Linked DNA regions of Homo sapiens: region 2 is linked to region 1. Evidence: chromatin loops called from intact Hi-C (ENCODE). Cell type or tissue: A673. All regions are shown on one strand. Each heading gives the region's core, and the rest is flanking DNA. Links, peaks and the distances in the headings are about the cores only. Region 1 overlaps LOC100506207 (a long non-coding RNA gene). Region 2 holds the start of LOC112267952 (a long non-coding RNA gene).

Region 1 (8,346 bases), core at 275-8,274:
TCATACTCTTTCTCATTCATTTCCTCCTGGTAAATGGGCTCTCAAAGTGGTGAGATTCATAGTTTCCTTGTACTCTCATTCCAGACTTCTCTGAAGGCAGATAACCGATTCCTAGATTTCCCTCTGTCAGGGAACAAAGACATCATGCTGCTGCCTCCTTATATCATTTGAAAGAGAAAGCTAATGCCAGAAAGGTACAAATGAAGTTTGAGGGCAACCTCTATAATGTATTTGTGACTGGTCCCTATACACATGGATCTGCTCTGCTTTAAGGCCACATAACAAAAAACAAAAACTCTAAGAAGCTATTAACAGAATAGCATTTTTGGCTGGGCACAGTGGTTCACGCCTGTAATCCCAGCACTTGGGGAGACTGAGGTGGGTGGATCACTTGAGCCTAGGAGTTCAAGACCACCCTGGGCAACATAGGGAAATCCCGTCTCTACCAAAAATACAAAAATTAGCAGTGTGTGGTGGCATGAGCCTGTAGTCCCAGCTACTCAGGAGGCTGCGGCAGGAGAACAGCTTGAGCCTGAGAGGTCAAAGCTGCAGTGAACCATGGTCACACCACTGTACTCCAACCTGAGCCAGACAGTGAGACCCTGCCTCAAAAATAAATAAATAAATAAATAAATAAATAAATAATATATATGGCATTTTCAAAGCTTAAAAATGTGAATTTATCTTAGCAAAGAGAAAAGCCTAAACTTGTTTAGAATAAAACACTAATGTTATACTTTAGCAAACGGGACCACTAGAGCTCAGTTAAATTTCCTTTGAGTTGATTGTTTTAGAAGCTTAAAATTAGGCATAGACTAGACTTATAACAGTGTGACAGTTAATATTGTAAACTTGACTGGACCAAGGGTGCCAAGATATTTGGTTGAACATTACTCTAAGTGTGTCTGTGAAAGCATTTTTGGATGAGATTAATGTTTTAATCAGGAGACCAAGTAAACCAGATTGTTGCCCTCCTTAATGTGGGTGGGCCTGAACCAATCAGTTGAAGGCCAGAATAAAACAAAAAGGCCAACTTTCCTGCTAGTAAGAGGAACTGCTCCTGCCTGACTGCCATGAGCTGGTACATCAGTCTTTTCCTGCCTTCAGATTCAAACTGAAACATTGGCTCCTCCTGGGTCTCAGGCTGGACGATCTTCAGACTGGAGCTACAACATTCGCTCTCCTGGGTCTCCTGCTTGCTGGCTGCAGATTTTGGGATGTCTGAGCCTCCACAATCATATGAGCCAATTCCTTGTAATGAATAAATGAATGATTAAATAAACAAATAAATAAATAAATACTATTGGTTCTGTTTATCTGGAGAATCCTGACTAATGCAAGCAGTGTTACCAATCTTTACTTAACCTTTCTAGCCATTCGTTTCCTCATCTGTAAAATAAGAGGCGTTGCTTAACTCTGAGCTTCTTTCAAACATCATGTAGTTTTCTAATTCTGTAAATGCCAAGTCAAATGATCCTTTTTATCTCTGGCTTTTATGGGATGAGAGCTTACCTTATGCCCCACACTGGACTGGTGGGTGTTACATGTATCTGCTTATCTCATCTCACAACAAGCTGGGGTGTTATTATTTCTTATTATTATAGGTGAGGACACAGAGACATTCAGTAAATTTCCCAAGATCTCAAAACCTGGAAGAGCCTGGGAAAGAACGCAGACTTATCGCCTTAGTAAAGTTAATTAAACAAACAAACAAACAAAAAATGAAATGAAAAAACAACTTGAGGAAAATATAAGAAAGTGAAAAGTAGTGGAGTTGGGAAGTAACTTCTTGATACTTAACCATAATTCACTAGGTCAATCACTCTCAACTTACTTTTCCTCCAGATTAACTTAGGTACTTCTCTCTCAAAAGAAGGTTCCAGTTTTAGGATGGTTATGACCGTTTTGTTGCTGTTGTCGTTTTCTGTCACCCAGGCTGGAGTGCAATGGCGCGATCTCAGCTCATTGCAACCTCCGCCTCCCGGTTTCAAGCCATTCTCCTGCCTCAGCCTCCTGAGTAGCTGGGATTACAGGTACCTGCCACCATGCCAGGCTTATTTTTGTATTTTTAGTAGAGATGGGGTTTCACCATGTTGGCCAGGCTGGTCTTGAACTCCTGACCTCAAGTGATCCACCCACCTCAGCCTCCCAAAGTGCTGGGATTACAAACGTGAGCCACCACGCCTGGCCCATGACCATTTTTATGCCCACTCTACCCCTTCAAGCTTTGACCCCAATCTCACTTGATAAACAGAAATTCTGCCTGTTAAAAAGAAGAGGTGAATGTGACTTCTGGCAATACTTTATTCTCATGCTTCTATTTCTCTTGTCCTGAAAATGTGTCTCCACACCTGGTTAACCAAAGCACTGTTTTAAGTAATGAATGAAAATATATGGGCATGTGAATGCGCATACACAGTATGTGTGTGGAGGCTTGTGTAACATTCTATTCTTCTCCTCTGAAGCATATTGATGAAAATGAGTGTTTTTACAGGTAGTCTTAAATTTTCCTGCACTTAATTGTGTACACAGTATATTTTGAGCAGACTTATCTACTTAATTTTGTTTGACTTAGAGTATTACTAGTGTTCACTATCCTCTTGAATTATTTCGGGAAGTGGAGAGAAAGTAATTTTGTTTGAAAATATGCCTGCACTCATCAACATATATGTAATAATAATGGCTAATATTTGTTGTATAGCAAACTGTATTATAATGGCAATATTTATGGTATAACAGGCTCTATGAAGCAAGTACTTTTATTATCCTCATTCTACAGTTGGGAAAACAAGATCTTATGGAGGGTTAAGTAATGTATATTATATCACATAAAAGCTGAGATTTAGCTAGTCTAGAAATTATACCTAAATTAAGGGAATGTAGTTTTCAGATAGGTTCAAGAAGCAGAATAATTACTAACTTTAGGATACACTCATTATGGACCCTATTCTGATTCTTCAGTGACTGCATGCGCAGCAAGGATCCTCTAACCTCTTCTCTATGAAATAGAATATTGTGTAAAACAAATGTTTTATGCTACTTCTTCTGTGCTTAAAATACACCTGCGTGTTATAAGGTGTTCTAGAGGGATCCAGGTTTACCAGGTAACTGTAGATACCAAATCCTGCCACTGTCAAGAGTCTTTAATAGAAGAGACACCCAAACCTGCTTCAACACTGCCCTATTTTCCATGATTTCTTAAAGATTCTAAATAGAATCCATCATTTGATAAGCCATGGGGAATAGTGTACTTTCAGATTGAGCAATTCTCCCATGAATAATCTAATTTGCTTTTCAGTTTGGAAACTCCCTCACTCACTGCTTCAGACTTTTAAGGGGTTTAGGATAGAAAGGAAAGGAAAGATTAAGTAAATACCTGAAGCAGCAACAACATTTTGGATATATCAAAGCTTCTACTTATTAGATTTAAACACAATGAATTTCCCAGAAAGGCAAAGAGGAGTGGCTCTAACTATGCCAGGGGGAACAGGAGTGCCAAGAGACCTGAGTGGCAGTTTGCTTGGCTCTGTGACAATGATTTTGCTCAAATGCTCCCCACCTTGCTTCCGAGCAGTGCAACAGCCTCGGTTCAAACAAAGCACTTACACAGCCTCACCTGTGGGTTGCCAACACCTCGCAGGGTGGAATCCTGGCTGTCAGACAAAACTCCGACTGAAAGTTCATTTCATAAATGCTTCCAAGTCAAAAAGCCATTTTTACTGGGCTGGTTTCAAGCATATCGCTGCCAAGACTTAAATTTCCCATCTCACACTGCCATCTACTGTCTAAGGTCCAGTGCTCTTAAAAAAAAGAAGAAGGAATGATACACCAAGCTTTCCAGGAGTCCAGGGCATTATTCGTGGATGCTCTTTTCAGAGTCCCTCTTGAACGGTAATCAAGTCTGATTGCTTTTATGTTCACCAATAACGCTATACTTCAGAGTCATATGAAATGCATGTGGACCAAAACCACATGCATTTGTGTGTGTGAACTCATGTGAGAAAAAAAAAATATAGTCTGTTTTAAAAGAATTGGAACCACCATTAGTTAGTATCCAGGGGAAATAGACCCAAGAGATCATGATTGAGAGTCATTGCCTCATTGTTTTAATTGTAGAAAAACAAAGCTGTCTCGAACTGACTGGACTTCATTGACATTAATGTGGTCTCATCCTACTAGACCTTGGCAGCTAACAAGAATCTTGAGAAATGAACAGTCAGGACTAGACAATGTCAGGATGCCCATCCAAGTCCAAGGGCGCCTTCAATCATCGCAGAACACTGATCCACTGCGGGCCTTGCATGTGCATTTCCTCCTTCCACCACTGATCATTTCCCCAAGACCAGGCTCTTTCACTTTTAGATAAATTGGCCCAAAACCCAGTGCTTCACTCTCTCCTTCATAGAGGGAGGGAATTCCCAGTCATCACTGCCACAAAAAATAAGCATTTTTCTGATATAACTGTATTTATCATTTATCATGCACCATCAATTAGTTGTTGTTTTGTTTTTTAAAGGGGCAATGGGAAGTCATAAACAAGTCTTGTATTAGAACTCCAAAGAGCTAGTCTTCATCATGACTTTGGCACTTAGCATAAGGATGCATGACCTTGGATAAGGCACTTGATGTCTGCAAACCTCAGCCTCTGTTTCTCTATTTGAAAATGGGGATAATAATTATTTCCCTTCCTGCCTTATAGGTTGAAAGAAAATAATTTAAGTAAGCTATACAACTTGAAATTTGCTAAGAGGATATATCTTAAGTATTCTCACCACCTCCTCATCGAAAAAAGAAAAAGGAAGAAAGAAAGAAAACTATCTGAGGTAATGGATATATTATGAGCTTTATTGTGGTGATTATACATATATCCATCAAATCATGAAATTGCACACCTCAAATATTTAGTTTTTAGTTGTCAAATAAGTCAATAAAATTTAAAAACTTACCAAAAAAGCTACACAGAAGTGAATGATCATTAATATTAACACTGTAACTTAACTCTGCATGCATATTTTTCCATTTAATTTAAGTGTCACTTCCAGTTGCACCTAGAATCTAAAGCTGTATCTTTCATGCAGCTGAAACATTTGTTGAATGACAGACTGATAGATTGATAGTCTCTGGAATTTCCTAGGAAATTCCACCTATCTACACGGAAGCACTTAAGTTCTCCAGAGAGCATTTACATTAATTGTCCAACTTTAAATAACATCCTGATAAATAGAAAAGAGCTCACACAGGGCAAAGCGAGATGTTTTTAATTGAAGTCCTTGTGGTACTTTTACTATTTTAATTTTCAAAAAGCATTTGCACTGCTATCAAATGTGTTTTTGAGAAGGTATACAAAATAGAACAAACTATAAGATAAATTTATTTGCTTTAAGTTGGAAAATAGCAAAACTTTCCTCGCTGAAAAACCACAACTGAGCAATAAGGGAAAAGTCAGAATTTCCAGAGAAGTAAAACTAAGACTTTTAGGCCACCCATTACAAAGCAAACCATTTTTAAAACCTTAAAAATAGCTCATTAATATATTTGTAAAAGAACACCACATACTAACAAACAAAAATAATTGTGTGCTTGGGTGCGGGGTGTGTGTGTGTGTGTGTGTGTGTGTGTGTAAGTATATGTAGGTTCCGAATATTTCAGGAAATAAGGATCTATGTTGATGTATGTAGATTCATTTCTTTCCATTTTGATTATAGTCACATATTTTCAAGATACTATGCATTAAAGTTAGAGTCAACAGCCATGAGATTGACAGAGCAAAAGAATGGCCTTTAATATGTTCAAACTGATGTCTCTGACTTAACACCACCATGCTTCTTGCTGAAAATATGTACTAAATTCATTCCTATTGCTTTCCCTTTAAACTAGTGAATTCTACTTTCCTTACCATTAATTAAGTCTATATACCATATAATTTAAGTAAGTTCATCTATGAGACTTTGGAGACACAAAATAGAGGAAAACCACAGGAAGCCAGCAGGAGGTCAGAACAATGCTTAGAGGATTATTCTGGCACAGGCTTTCCCTAAAGGGGTCAGCTAGTGATCTAAGAAGGCACCACTCTGAGCTTTGCAGATGCGAGACTGAATCCTGCACCTCAGAACTACAACTGGGTTAGTTTTTACTCTGGACTTGGTAGTACTTTCAGATGGAGGAAATCTGCCTTGGGGAAGAGGGTAGAGCAGTGTCTGTACCAGGCGTCTCTCACATTACAGTGTGGGCCTTGGACTCCCAGGGAGGCTTGTTAAAACATAGGTTGCTGGAGTCTCTGCCCAGTAGGCCTGGGGAGGGGCCTAGTATTTGTATTTCAAGCAGCTTCCCAGGTGGTTTTTTCCCAGGCTGATTTTCTTATATTTCTCTGTCTTCTTTTTTAAAGAAAAGGGAATCTGTCTTTTATTTCTAAGGCACCACTACATGGCCTAATGTTCACTGGCACATACTAGGAGCTCAATAAAAGTTTGTAGAATAAATGAATGTTTAAGTAAATTTAAATGCATAAAAATATAAATGAATGATGTAATCAACTAAAGTTCTATGTATGCTGGAAAAATAAATATAGATGTATACTGGAGGAAGTTCCAAACATCTTTTGAGTACCTACTATGTGTCAGGTGCTGTGCTAAAGAGCTAGTTATATGACAGTAAAAAAAAAAAAAAATAGATTCCATTTGGATCATCATTTAGTTTGTAGTCAAGTGGAGAAGATATACAGCTATGCATCACTTAGCAACAGGGGTATGTTCTGAAAAATGTGTCCTTAGGGAATTCTGTCATTGTGGGAGCATCATAGAGTATATTTACACAAGCCCAGACGGTATAGCCTACTACATACCTAGGCTATGTGATAGAGTCGGTTGCTCTTGAGTTACGAATCTGAACAGCGTGTTACTGTGCTGAATACTGTAGACAATTGTAACACAAGGGTAAGAATTTGTGTATTTAAACATAGAAAAGGTGTAGTGAAAATCTATACCTTTCGTACTTATAAAAGATTTTTATATGGTACATCTGTATAGAACACTTCCCATGAATGGAGCTTACAGGACGGGAAATGGCTCTGGTAAGTCAGTGTGTGAGTGGTGAGTGAACGTGAAGGTCTAGGACCTTACTGCACGCTACTGTAGACTTTATAAACACTGTACATTTAGGCTACACTAAGTTTATTTTTAAATATTTTTATTTCCTCAATAATAAATTAACCTTAGCTTACTGTAGCCTTTTTGTGCACTTTTTAATTTTTTAAACTTTTAGACTCCTTTGTAATAATACTTAGCTTCCCACACAAATGCATTGTATAGCTTTACAAAAAAATATTTTCTCTTTATATCTTTATTCCATAAACTTTTTTCTAATTTTAATTAAATTTTTCTTTTTACTTCTTAAATATTTTTGTTAGTTAAAAATGAAGACAAATACACACATCAGCCTAGGCCTACACAGGGTCAGGATCATCAAGATCTCAGTCACCGCATGCTCTCACTCATAAGTGGGAGTTAAACAGTGAAAACACACGGACACAGGGAGGGGAACATCACACCCCGAGGCCTGTTAGGGGGTGGGAGCCAAGAGGAGGGAGAGCATTAGGACAAATACCTAATGCATGCGGGGCCTAAAACCTAGATGACGGGTTGATAGGCGCAGCAAACCACCATGACACACGTATACCTATGCAACAAGCCTACATGTTGCACATGTATCCCAGAACTTAAAGTAAAAGAAAAAAGAAAAAACAAAAAGATGCCACTAGGCAGTAGGAAATTTTCATGTATCCAGGAACTTAAAGTAAAAAAAAAAAAAAAAAAAAAAGATGTCACTAGGCAATAGGAATTTTTCAACTTCATTATAATGTTATGCAACCACTGTCATACCTGCAGTCCATCATTGACTAAAACATTGTCATGTAGTGCACAATTGTACATTAAAGACATAATTACCAATGTCTAAAATAGATTGTGACGGAGGAGCACACGGTGCATGGAAACTCAGGCATGCTGCAGTGGTATGGGCAACTGTGGAAAATTTCTTTGAGCTCTGAACAGTAAGTGAGAATTATCCAGATTTAAATTGTAAAGATGTGAATATGAAAATGAAAATTCACTTTTACATGAAATATTTGAATATATCATATAAATCACGTTGATAGTGCATTTGGACCCTGCAGCAAGAAGACCGCCTGTTCTTTCAAATGTTTTCAGGCCAACAAATATCAGTGGTCTATAAGAACTCTGGATTTTTGTTGGTTTTATAAAAATTAAAACATAGAAGAAATCCAAGTTTTTAGTGAGTGACTATAAAGAGAAAAGGAACAACAGTGAAAAGAGTAGTAACATGTTTGTT
Region 2 (8,346 bases), core at 33-8,032, 200 kb before region 1:
GTCCAATAGGATGGACATGCAGGTGAGTTAGTACCTATTGAATACAGCTCTAATGCAGCTGTCAACTGATAACTGGCAAAAGTTGTTGTAAATCTCTACATCCTTCAGGTGGGATAATTGTGACATATGTCTTACACACGTTTCCAGAGTTTCCAATTTTCTTGTGGTCTAAATTGAGCCAACAGTATAAATATTTGCTGTAAGAAGCTAATATCAGACAATAAGGAATATGCAAAAGTATTACATTTTTGTGATATTTATAGTGAATCATATACTAATAAAAGTCCAAATAAACCCTTAAAAATAAGCCCTCCAAGTAAACCCTCCATGTTAACCCCATTCTCCCACAGCATCCTTTATTGGGTGTATTCCTTTTCCTGCACCACTCCGCTGACTCCTGAAGTTCTCAACTCAACTATCTGCATTCTGATCTTTGGTTGAGGGTCTATTTCAAGGGGAATCTAAACTAAGAAAAAACTTCTATAACCAAAAAATGATGCAGATGCATTCTCATTTATAATCCAAATAAGCTTTAGGTTTAGTAAGTTCACATTAATCCATTTGTGAAAATTACAAATTTAGGGCTACTATACCTAATATTGAGATTCCAATCAAGTACTTAGGCTTAATGAAGCTATCTCACAGACTACATGGTCAGATGCCCATGGTAAATGGTGCTGGACTTGAGAGAAGCACACCAGCGAGCAAAAGCAGAGGATGAACAAGAGCTCCAATAGTACCACCTCCTTCCTTCCCTCGTGCGAAAGAGCAGGCAAGCAGAGTGTGCTATGTCACTTCCCAGAAAGACATAAATTTCTGGAATGTGCAAAGCAGCTACCATAGGAAGGAGGTACAATTCTGTGAAGTTTTGTGATGGCTTTCTCCAAAATGCATTCCCAAAGGTTATGAAGAAAGCCAAAACAGATGGTTCCAAAGAGTATTCACTTCTTCTGAAACGTGTGTTCTAATATTTGACACTAAGCATTGTTTTAATGATTAAGCCTGTCTCTATTTCTCTATGAGAGTAATTTGTTTCCTCCTTTTAAAAAACCCTCTTTCAAACCATCATTCTCAGCAAACTATCGCAAGGACAAAAAACCAAACACCGCATGTTCTCACTCATAGGTGGGATTGAACATTGAGAACACATGGACACAGGAAGGGGAACATCACACACCGGGGTCTGTTTTGGGGTGGGGGGGCGGGGGGAGGGATAGCATTAGGAGATATACCTAATGTTAAATGACGAGTTAATGAGTGCAGCACACCAGCGTGGCACATGTATACATACGTAACAAACCTGCACAGTGTGCACACATACCCTAAAACTTAAAGTATAAAAAAAAAACCCTCTTGTTTTCCCATTCCACATAGGCCAGTAAACCATTATTTTCTAAGCCACACAGAAGTCTTTTTTTTTTTAAGTTCTAAGAATGTATCCTTAACTTAATTTCATCAAGTTGAGAAAAAGTTTATTTTAATGAGACAATAAAAAGAACTTCAGGTGATTTTCCTGTTTCCCTGGCTTGAACAAAAGCTGTTTATGGGTGTTGTTTATTTTCATCTTTTTCTAGAACTTTAAATCAGTTAAATCAACCATCATAAGGAAGTTGTTTCATACTTGAGAATTCCCTATAAGTAAACACAATCTAAATTGTATAAAAAATGTTGAAACCTGAAAAAATAAGATTTTAATTGTTTTTTATTTGATCATGAAGCAGGGGCCTCAGAGAGGATGAATAAGGTAAAGTCTGCTGGCTGTCTCTCACAAAAGCAACCCCACTAATGCTAACATCTGGATTAGAGGCTGCATTTTCTGGGTTCGTCTCCTCTGCCTCCTTCTCCCTGATCAGTTTTGTATTAGACCTTTATGTTTTCATTATAACCTGGCAGCAAGGGCTCCCCTAAATAGAAAGTGTGAATGAAAGCAATTTTTTCCATTAACAATATATTTCCCTTTGGGGTCTCTGGCACATTATTGTTCTTTTTTTCAAGGAGCAAAAACCCCAAGAAAACTGTCTTCAGTTGTGAAGCATTATTATAGATCCTATCTGAAGGCCTTCGGTTTTGTTTTCTTCCTATGAAAACATCCTGAAATATGCCCATAAATAAATACAATTTCTGACACAACCAGCCATACAAGTATGAGCAAGTGTTGAACTAAAAACACACATCTTTTTTTAAGTGTAAATTTTCCCAAGTAGTCAATAAGAGAAAATCTGGAAGAACTGAAGTTTCAAAGTAAGGTAAAATATTACTTAAACATGTTTTTGGACAGATTGCATTTTTTTCTTGGAAACCACAAAAATATTACATGCAACAGCCCAAGTGTATTTATTTTATAGAGTTTGTTTGATTGATTGTGATATATAATGCACTAAGGCATATGTATGTATATACACACATATATAAATATACATATATAAAATATCCTAATGTCTTAAGACTGTATAGTAGTGTGTGTATATATAATAGCATATAGTATATCAAAATAATTACCAGAAAAAAGGGTTAGAACAACTGTTCATACAATCAGACCCTCCCCTTCACCTATGTCAGGTCCCCTAACTGCATTCCTATAAATCAGTAAGGCAAGGGCCCAGTGGATGCTGGGCTGTCACCTACAATGTCACTGCAAATTCTACTGTAAGAAAGCAAAACTGTGACTCTGGCTGCCTATGTAGTCTGCCCAGGGTCACAGAATAGGAAGAGTGAGGCTGAGGTTGTACCCAACAGTTCTCACAGTCCATGGCTCTTTTGACAACATCATGTGAAATATGCTAACACATTTCATGTTGTGTTGTTTTTCTTTTTAATCCACTAATTCCAGTCATTGATTGCATTCTTATGCAATCAATAAAAAGAGTGTGGAAAACAGTAATATTTTAAGCCAATATTACATACTACTTCAATTTCTGTTAGAAAGTAAAATCTAGGTAGAAAAATAATCTCTCAATACACTTCAAGCTCAAAATGGTCCATTTACAACATGAAAATACAAGCGTGATAACATTTTATGGACAGCATCACTTAAAATTAACAGTGGCTAAAAGTTTAAGAAATGCCTATTTGCAGTTATCAGTCCCGGTATAAAACAGACAAACATAGACAACAGCAACATAATGTTATATAAATAGCTGTTACTATAAAGAAATGGTCAATTCCTTTCTTCCTACTTTATTTTACTTTTTAAATTCTGCCTGACAGGTGATAACTCAATTATCTACTGTGATGAAAGAACAGAGAGAAGGGAAAGAAAGGCGGATAAGGGAGCAGCTCTCAGTATCACATCTAGTTTAAAAGGAAAAATAAACAATGGAAATCATTTACAAATTGATATGTTGGTTCTGCACTTACCATATTGGTAATTCTGAGCAAGAGAAAAAATTCCCCGAAAACAATAAATATATAAATTAAAAGTGCTCCGTGTCTTACCTAAGGCTCTCAAGGGAAAACTTGTGGCCTAGCTTTTCCTGACCCTGCCACTTCCTGCTCAGCCAGGGTCTGTCAGCTCATCTAGGGACAGCTTACAGTCACACAGGTAAATGTTCAAAAATAAACACATTCCAGTAAAGGTTACCTAATGGCTTTTCATGGATTTCGAAATCACTTTCCAACTATGTCAGCCTAAAAAAAATTCTGATAATTTATGTTACCCAGATGTTAAGAAATCCAACAGCTTTCACTACTCATAAATTTAACAGCATTAAGCACCTGCTGGCTCCAAGCAACAACTCCTGCCAAGAAGGAAGTAAGGAGCTTTGCGATACACTAATAGGCTCCTTCCTTTACCATCCAAGCTGAGTTTGGGTCTCAGTCCTGCAGCTTCACACCCTCCCCAGCCTCCCGCAGAGAGATCCTCAGGCTCCACACACCAAGAGTTCCAAAAACCCACTCTGCCAATTCTACACTGGATGCAGGAAGTGGAAACCAGAATTGGGATAGGGGTATTTCTAAATCTCAATGAACAAGGAACCCTAGCTGTTGGCTAAATTAATAAACAAGAGAAGCATCAGAGCACGTGTAAAATAACAAAAACTTAAACTTGAAAGTAGAGTAATATTAAAAAGTTAATTGTGACATGCCTTTAAACATGTGCATAAATTTTAAAACTATTTCGCCCAGAGTTTTCTCTTTCCCCTCTGCCAAACCCATTAACACATGTGAAAAATTTTGGATTCAGATTATACTCTTTCCATTTCATTTCTTTGATGAAAGTGCTAATGAGCATCAGAATGGTAGTAACATGGAAATCAGAAAAAGGTTAGATTTGAAACACATTAAAGGCCAGGATAATACTTGCTGATTCTCAAGAGTTTAGAATTGGACTTAGACCACAGCAAGGAAGTAGTAGATCTGTAATAATTCAGAGTGATTTGTAGAATTTTCATCCACATAACTGCCAATCTAAGCCTTCCTGTCTTGCTCTAGCAAGTCTAACTCATGCCTCCCTGGACTTGCTTCATCATCTCTTGCACTTCTTGTGGAAGCTCAGAATTTTAGCTATAGGACTGGAAAAAACAAACAAACAAACAAACAAAAAACTATTAGTGGCCACCATGTGCCTGATCCATCTGAGAAGGCACCAGTTGGATGGATCCATTTACCCAGGGTTACCCAGGGAAGATGCACGTTGTCTCCTGAAGGGGGCTCACTACCTGATGCAATCGTTGCCGGGAGTAATTACTGTCAAGGGCAAGATCTTTATTCTCTGATGTAAATTATCCTGCTGCTGCTCAGAGAAATGAATATCTTAGGGTACATACCTGCCATATATCAGTTAGAGTGTTTATAGTCTTGAAATGGTTAACCTCATTTACTCAATCTACATGGGGCACCTTTTCTTTTGACTGCCACTCATGATTCCAAGGCTACTTCTTATTCTTGAGGTGCTTCTCCTTTTATTTACCATTATTCTCCTTTTCCTCATAGGATATGTTGGCATAGAAGGATCTGTTGTATATGGATATCAAACCACATCCCCATCCTTTTGTACCTCCACCATTTGTTCATTGCATGAAGTACAATATGCAAGTTTCCTGCTAGTCATACTGGGCAATAAAGACGACAATCCTTGGTTTCCTCATTCTAATGGTATAGCTGGAAAATCAGAAAAATAACTCTTTATACACAAAGACTGGATATAGTAAGAAGTACTCTAGATGTAACAATAAAATGCAATGTAGTCACAAGAAAGACAGACACAATCATTTTTGGGAGGAAATAGTATTTTTTTCTCTGAGAGGTTGCCAATCTACTCATCAATCAGAGTAGCTAATATTTTTGAATGCTTACCATGTATTAGACACTATACTAAGCACTTCATATGCATTATAATTAATTCTCATACCAACTCTGTGAGGAAACAGGCTCAGAAAAGTTAGTTTGCCCAACAGCAGACAGTTGAATTGGGATCTGAATCCGGGCTGCTCTTTCTAGAATGAGAAATTTTAATGACTACTTTATACTTCCTATATGAAATAAAGAGAATATGGCCAGTGCATATATCCATTAAAATACTTTTTTCTAACTATCCACATTTTCACAGATGCAACTTTGTTGACTTGCAACTGGTTAAAGTAGCAGCATTTATTTTAAGTACTGCTTTCCAGTCTAATGAGATACGAGGAGGCTGTACTGGCAATGTTGTTATTTAATGTGCTTTTCAGTGGAAGATTCTATATAAATTATCATCATTAATCATTCATGGAAAAATGAACACTGAGTGGGTGAAGTTTTTTGTGGAAATATTATCTTAGGTTATTAAAATATAAGTAGATTTGTATGCCCAGGAGTTATAGTCATGGGAGAGAAAAGTATGAACTTACACAGCAAGTGAAACCCAAGTTAGAAGAATACTACTAGGAAGTCTTGGAAAAGAGCTGAATATTTAATTTTAGGTAGACACTATCAGGCTCTGACTTTGAAAGATTACCTAAGAGGTTCAATAAAAGTGATAGGAAAACATGAGTCCAATTAATAACAATTATATATATATACCCACATATATATATATCACCCAAGTATACCCATTACTACATCTAAGTCACTACTACCCATTGAGAAAACTATTACATCTATGAAACCCAAAAAGCTTCTATTAAAAATAAACACTCAGAAGCAAGAAATGACAGAATTCATAGAAACTAGAAATATACATTTTAAAGTCAATAGAATTTAAGGAAATATGTAAAACATGCAATAATTGAAAATAATTTTGTAAAAATATGAGAGACTTACACATAGATTAGTATCCAAGAAGTTTAAGATTCTTATAATAGAAATGAAAGAGAGTAGAAAGACAATAAACTGGTGGAAATAATCAAAGAAATAATAAAGGAAAATTTATCAGAGCTGATGATAACTATGAATCAGTCTTAAGAGCAAACATGGTGACTGAGTGCTCAGCAGGATTTTTTTGAAAAATAGACCCATCCCTGGACATATTCCAGTGAAATTTTTAAGCCAATAGTATATGAAAAATTCTTCAAAGTTCTAAAAGAGTCAATACAGCTTATCTATAAAGGATTGAATTTCAAATTGTCATGTTTCAATAGTGACGTTTACTAGAAGGCAACGTCTTCAAATTCCTAGGAAATGAATTTGTCCTAAAATTCTGTAGCCAGGAGAACTAACAATCAAATGCAACATCACAATACAACTTTTCCCAACACATAAGAACTCAGAATTTTATCTCCTATTATTTTTTAGATAAATTGAAGAGGTTCTCCAGCAAAATGGGTAAGAATTTATTTTTTTGTTCTATAATAATAAAAATAAGTGATGATAAGAGAGAAATTAATCAAAATTCTTACGCTCATAAAACTAGGACATGTAAGAGTCATGTGTGTCAGACTGGGTCCTCTAGGAAGCAGATGCCAGACAAAGAAGAAATGCAAGGTATTTACTGGAGGTGATGCCTGTGAAGGATAAAGAAGAAATGGGGAAGAGTAGGTGTGAAGAGGCTAAAGACAGAGGTGCTGGTCTGATACCTACAAAAGGTAAGCAGGTACGAGAAAGGATTGGGTAGAAGCAGTCTCAGACTATTTGATATAGCTTGGAGAAGGTCTCAGTCAGCCCAAAGGAAGGTCCAACTCAAAGATTGCTTATGGAGGGTTTCATACTGAGCAAGAATGGCCAGCTGCCAATATACCGTCATGCTTAGGCATTGGCTAAGCTGCCCAAGGAAAGCATGACCTCAGTTTGCATGTGCTGCAGTTTAAAAAGCACTGTAGTTGGAGGCTGTCAGCTAACTTCACTCCTCACAACAGCTTTTCTTGGGGGTTGAACTGAGCAGCACATATCCGAGGCTGATCTACCATGGCTAGCTAGGTCTACAGCCCATGTTTTCAACCACTGTCTTATGTTATCTGCTTAAGTCTATGGGTAGTCATTCAAGATAGGGTGATTAGAAAGTGAATAGGAGGTAAATATGGATTAAATGCAAAAAATACTTTTGCATCCAAATGCTGGAATTTCTAGAATTTCTCCATTAGAGATTAGATATTTTAATATCTTATCTTACAAAACATTAGTAGTATCTTAAACATATATATAAAACATGCACATAAACCCATAGAAAGAGAAGTAGAAAGAAGAAAGCCAACTACAAAATAGTGATTATAGCATGCTACAATGAGTGTAGAAAATGGAACAAAAACATATAAGTAATTGCTCCATATGTATAGATAGTGTCTAAAAGCACACACACACACGCATATGGCACACACACACAACTCCTAACACTATTTGCGTAAAGAAAAGAAAACTGTATGCCTAGAACATAAAAGTGGGATAAAGACTTCCAGCATTCACTTAGGAGAATTCCAGGCCAATGAAGGTGCAACTGTGTTATGTACTATTTTGACAACTTTTAGGCAAAATTCTATAAAATTTTCTGTTGGTTAGCAATGGCACTTTCTTCAGAATTATTAAGAGAACAATTGAGAAAGAGATTTTACTTCTCACCGCTTGTTTTTCAGATATACAAACTCAGCTGTCAGTTCTTCAAAACGTAAGTCCATAACTTGTGCCAAATCTGCCTCTTCTATCTGTAATCCCAGCATTTCTCCACTATCCAAGGCTACAAGACACAAACACTGTCTTTACATCCTACTTGTTGTTAGATTCAATTCCTTCTAATTTCTTATCTCCTCTGTCTCCCTCTTCTCATTCTCTTAAAGAGGACATGTCCTAATTTCCTACCTTTCCCTTCTTTGACGTGCTTTTTTTCCTCTACAGCAGATATGCACAAGTGGTGGCAGTGTAGAAAGAATTACGATCCACATGAATCATGTTGTACATTAATTAAGTACTTTAGACATCTCTGTAAGCAGAGACATGTTA

What was found. Hi-C counts contacts between places; a loop is a spot of excess contacts. Peaks named below come from ENCODE experiments on the same cell type or tissue, not always from the same donor. Only the 100,000 strongest peaks of a DNase experiment are listed, where the experiment ranks them.
Region 2: a loop joins it to region 1, with 2.6 times the contacts of the local background. A loop is called at or near these places in 3 of 110 quality-filtered maps.

Annotation. Positions count from the first base shown.
Region 1 is chr6:8,703,514-8,711,859 of GRCh38, reverse strand. The region is part of intron 3 of LOC100506207 (a long non-coding RNA gene); the gene reads right to left. Among named protein-coding and RNA genes, the nearest start is that of HULC, 55 kb to the right of the region's middle. In A673, for the core only: a CTCF peak has its summit at 3,783 (motif pointing left); DNase peaks (open chromatin) are centred at 3,769 and 6,049; H3K4me3 peaks cover 435 bases; H3K27ac peaks cover 980 bases.
Region 2 is chr6:8,901,246-8,909,591 of GRCh38, reverse strand. It overlaps LOC112267952 (a long non-coding RNA gene), which reads right to left and starts at 3,518. Exons shown (of 5, transcript XR_007059441.1): 1 at 3,436-3,518. In A673, for the core only: a CTCF peak has its summit at 4,633; a DNase peak (open chromatin) is centred at 3,781.